Regions from separate parts of the Homo sapiens genome. Here region 1 is linked to region 2. The links are chromatin loops, found by intact Hi-C in ENCODE. Cell type or tissue: ascending aorta. All regions are shown on one strand.

Region 1 (2,500 bases), 100 kb before region 2:
TGTATTATTTGTAGTAACAGGGTCTCACTATGTTGCCCAGGCTCCTAACTTATTTGATCACCAAACCCACTTGATCGTGGAAAAAGAAGCAGCTAATGTCAGCATCACTCTTGGCCCACGTAGATCTTCAAGATGGAAGTCACCAAAGTACAAATGTTCCATGTGTGTAGGCTCTGGAGCCCTGGGTGGGTGTTCACCTGATTTACTGGAGTGTTTGTGGTAGTGTAGCCATGGGCGTGATGATTCTTGACTAGGAGGTTTTGTTCCCCAGGAACAGGGGCTGCAAACAGATGAGCTAGGGAGACAATTCAGGCATGGATGGTTGAGTAAACACAGAACGTTTAAAAAGAAAAATCAGCAGAATTACGTTGGTGCTCCTGTGTGGGATTCCTTTCCAAACTATAGTCATGGCTTTTAAAAATCTCAAAGATCCTTTGGTTTTCTTTCTCACACTTCCATTCCCCAGAACCCCTACCCATTCCTTAGCATTGTTGTTTCTTAAATGCAATGATCTTCTCATGGTCCACAGACCTAGGAGAGGAATGGAGACCCCTCCAGCCCAGAGCCAGCCCCAGACGTCTGACACCAGGGCTGCTATTTTGAAGGGTGCTTCGAGATCTGCAGCTCCAGGCATTTTGTTATTTTGCTATTTGCTTTTGGAACTTCTTAAAACAAACCTCAAAGACGAGAAAACTCCTGTTTGAAATGAATTCCTTTTAGAATCCAAGAAATGACTCATAGAAGCTGTTTTGGCATTTATGTTCCCTGTTAAGATGATTAGGCTCATAAATTCTATTTTTGAAATGCAGTCTTTGTACCCCGAATATTTTTCCAGAACAGCAACAAAAAAAACCTGAGGTGGAGGAGTAGGGGAGGAATGATATCCCTATTTACATGTTTGCTATGATTTAAATACATGCTGTTGCCTACTTATTTTTGTATTTTATCATCTATTTTTCCCCACACTATTAAAGAGGTTGGGCAATTTTCTTCAGTGAACTTGCTTAAAATGCTCTTTTTCTAAAGAAGAAACTGACTTTTAAAAATATCACTAGCTCATATGAACAAACTCATGTCTTGTTCATGTATGAGCTAGTAAGATTAAAAGTTCTGTTTTCACTCAAATGTCCAATGACTGATGAATGAATAACAAAAATGTGGAATAGTATTCAGCCTTAAAAAGGAATAAAATTCTGATACTTGTTCCAAGTAGGAATATATCTTGAGGACTCTGGGAGCACACTTTCAGAAACACCAGTGGCCTGGGGCTTCTTCCCCCGCCTGGTTTTGATCTTACCAACACTGCTGCTCCCGAAACAGCCTAGTTACTCATTCTTCAAAACTAATGCTTGGCTGGACCCAAGCCCTACTTTAATCACAAAACTGGTACCGTTCCAACTGAGTTAGGTGGTTTTCTTAGGGCCATGCAACGGACTGTCTTGGCAGGGGGCAGGTGCAGCCTTCCTTCTTGGGAAAAAAGTCTCAACTGTAGAAATGTGATGGCCCCTGAGATTTGTTTTAAGTTATTGTAGTTGTTACCTAAGTTTTATGCACCAACGCCTTTGTTCTTGTGTAATAAACTGTCAACTGCAGCATGTTCAAAGTAGCTCAACCCTCTATTTGGTCATAAAATTAATCCTAATCTAAAAACCACTCTTTCATTTGTAATTGCGTGGCAAGCCCAAGTTTTTAAGGAGCGTTTTGTTGTTCGGTACTTTTGATAACACCTGTGAAGCAGTGCTGGTCATGAGAAAAGACTTCGTGTGTGCCTTTTCAAGAACAATGAACTGCACTAAACTCTTTTTTTTTAACTTGAAGTTCAGGGGTACATGTGCAGGTTTGTTATATAGGTAAACTTGTGCTGCGAATGTTTATTGAACAGATTGTTTCATCAACCACATATTAAGCCTAGTACCCATTAGTTATTTTTTCTGATCCTCTCCTTCCTCCCACCCTCTACCCTCAAGTAGGCCCCAGTGTGCGTTGCTCCTCTCTATGTGTCCAAGTGTTCTCATTATTTAACTCCCAGTTATAAGTGAGAACATGCAGTTATTTGGTTTTTTGTTCCTGTATTAGTTTGCTAAGGATAATGGCTTCATCTACGTGCCTGCAAATAATATGATCTCATTCTTTTTTATGGCTGCATAGTATTCCATGGTGTATGTGTATCACATTTTTTATCCAGTCAATTACCGATGGGCATTTAGGTTGATTCCATATCTTTGCTGTTGTGAATAGTGCTGCAATGAACATATGTGTGCATATGTCTTTATGACAGAACGATTTATATTTCTTTGGGTATATACCTGGTATTGGGATTGCTGGGTTGAATGGTAGTTCTGTTTTTAGCTCTTTGAGGAATCACCACGCTGCTTTCCACAGTGGCTGGCCCAATTTACACTCCCACCAACAGTGTAGAAGCATTCCTTTCTCTCCATAAACTCACCAGCATCTGTTATTTTTTGACTTTTTAGTAATAGCCATTCTGACTGATGTGAGA
Region 2 (2,500 bases):
GAGGGCTGAGCTGGGGACAGGCACAGAGCAGAAAGGAAGCCATCTACCCTTTAAAATGCCTTCAAAAAAATAATCCCAGGACTCCCTTGTACCTTCCAACTTGCCTGTCGGCATCTATTCAGTGTTTTTCGTGTGGCACTCAAAGAAGAGAAACACAGTCTGTGCCACGGCGGGCTGGCCAGCTGCGGGGAACCCTCCCATTTGGAGGGAAAATGAAGACTGCAGGATGGTGGAGAGAAACGTGGGGGCCTCCTGGCCAGCCCTCTTTTCCCCGGCTCCAGAAAGCACTATGAGAATTCCTCGAGCCCTCTCATGTTTATAGCTTCTGACCCACACCTGGCTGGTCTTCCAGGTGGGTCCAGTTCTTTCCTCTCTCCTAGCACCCACCCAGCCCCCAACACGCATCCCCAGGATCCCCCAATACCACGCCTCCAACTCCGCCTCTGGCGCCCTTAGGTTCCATGCGAGGGTTCCTCCGGCATGCGCCATGGAAGCTGTGGCTCAGGAAAGCCTCATTCACATGCTTGGCAACCGCACACTGGAAAGCAGCCAGCAGCCCCAGGAGCCACACTTCACCTGATCCATCCACAAAATGGGCTGAACGGACCCAAGGCGAGAGAGCCAGGTCCAGCCGCCCAGCTGGCCAGACCTGTGCACTCGCTAGGGCACGATGTCAGTCATAGCCTCGACTGTTGTTAATCCCACAGACAGGTGGCTTTTGGTCCCAAATTTGTGACAGGCACGAATCACGGAGCTGGGAATCCGGAAGACTTGGATTCCCACCTCGCTTCTGGCTCCCGATGCTGTGGAACTATAATTCAGCCTCCACTTCCTCATTTATCAGAAGTTGTTGATGAGATGCCTTGGAAATTCTTGCCAACTGTAAAATCAAAGAGATGGCAAGGACAAACCACGTGCCTTCAGAAAGTGCTTCCCCAGGCACCTGCATGCTCACTCTCTTACCCATGTCTCCACCCCTAATCCCTCCAATGCCCCAGGAGGGGGCTGGGTGAGTGTTGGGTGGCAGTGAGACCCAGTCACCCAGCTGGTGAGCAGGTGAGCCAAGACCACACCCAGGGCCGCCGTCCTACCTCCCAGTCAATCATGCATATGGGAGATAGATAAAGCCCTAAATGCTCATTTGGAGCTGCTTGAGAAGAGAATATAATTCATGGGCCAAAGATACAGAAATGTCTTTCCCAGTGGGAGGCAAGCCGGTGGCACCTGCTCTCCAGGGCCTAACACCCTCATTTCCGCCTCTCCGGTACCTGATGCTATCAGAGGATTGACTCCCTCTAAAGGCCAACCTGAGACCTTCACTCAGCTCAAAATGTGGTTCAGGGAGAGAAACTAACAAAAGGGAATGGGAGTGGGGGGAAGAAAAATCATCTTTTTCTGCCACCAAAGAACAGCTGCAAACATAGAGAACGTGAAGTAGCCGGGAAGTCGTCGTGGCTGGTGTGAATTCAGTCCCAGGGGAATCGGCCGCACTGAAGTGCTGAGCGAACGCTGCCCAGAGAAAGGCAAGCCCAGCGAAAAGGCAGGCCCCTCCCAAGGTCAAGGCTTCCTCGATTCGGAGGCAGCCTTCCATCGCAAACTGCACCCCCGCCCACAGTGTCAGGCTGCAGCGTCAGGAACAAAACCAGCAGCCCAGAGTTGATGAGGCGCAGGCGGTGCCCAGGCCCATGGGAGGGTTAATTAAGGCCGCCCTGAGCTGCATACCTGAGTCTCAACACTTGGGCTGAACTGCAGACCTGAGTGCCGAGGACATGGGGCCAAAAGCCGAGAAGGAATGTGAGGCTGCCCACGCGGCCATCTTGGCCGGCAGCCACGGCTGACCTGGAGGGGTGAAGGCCTGGGATGCCATTCCTCCACAGAAGACTGCATTAGCCAGGGCTGGAGGAACGCCAAGGCCATGACCCACAGAAGCCCATGAGAGGCTGAGGCCCAGCCCGGCCCATCTTCTCAAGCCTGGCTTGACCCCCACCTGTGACATCCTGCTTGGTCCCGGAATCAGTGTGATGTGATCAGGAAAGGCGAATTTCTGCTGTGTATTTGACAGAATATCAACTCAGAGTCCCTGGGGCTGCCACAACAAAGTAACACAAACCAGGAGGCTTAAAACAACGGAAATGTATTGTCTCACCTTTCTGGAGGCAAGAAGTCCAAAATCAAGGCTGCTGTCCCTCTGAGACTCCAGACAGAGCCCCCCTTGCCTCCTCTAGCTTCCGATGGTGACCATCAACCCTTGGCACTCCTCAGCTGGCAGCTGCATCGCTCCACTCGCTGCCTCCATCGTCACACTCCATGTGTGTCTATGTCTCCAAATCACATTTTCCTCTACCTATAAGGACCAGCCATATTACAATGGGATCCCACCCTAATAACCTCCTCTTTACTTGATCACAACCACAAAGACCCTATCTCAGCATCACTCCAATCTCTGCCTTCATTGTCACAATCCATGTGTGTCTGTGTCTCCACGTCACATTTTCCTCTA

The links. A loop is a pair of places that touch in the nucleus more often than their neighbours do. Peaks named below come from ENCODE experiments on the same cell type or tissue, not always from the same donor. Only the 100,000 strongest peaks of a DNase experiment are listed, where the experiment ranks them.
Region 1: a loop joins it to region 2, with 2.3 times the contacts of the local background. A loop is called at or near these places in 5 of 110 quality-filtered maps.

What each region holds. Positions count from the first base shown.
Region 1 is chr21:38,920,545-38,923,044 of GRCh38, forward strand. The region is part of intron 2 of ETS2-AS1 (ETS2 antisense RNA 1); the gene reads right to left. Among named protein-coding and RNA genes, the nearest start is that of ETS2-AS1, 17 kb to the right of the region's middle. In ascending aorta, no CTCF peak of the experiment used is centred here; a DNase peak (open chromatin) is centred at 1,354; H3K27ac peaks cover 2,500 bases.
Region 2 is chr21:39,021,712-39,024,211 of GRCh38, forward strand. No RefSeq gene overlaps it. Among named protein-coding and RNA genes, the nearest start is that of LINC02940, 3.7 kb to the left of the region's middle. RefSeq lists enhancers at 180-680, 1,688-2,253. In ascending aorta, a CTCF peak has its summit at 1,307; DNase peaks (open chromatin) are centred at 511 and 1,670; H3K4me3 peaks cover 508 bases; H3K27ac peaks cover 2,500 bases.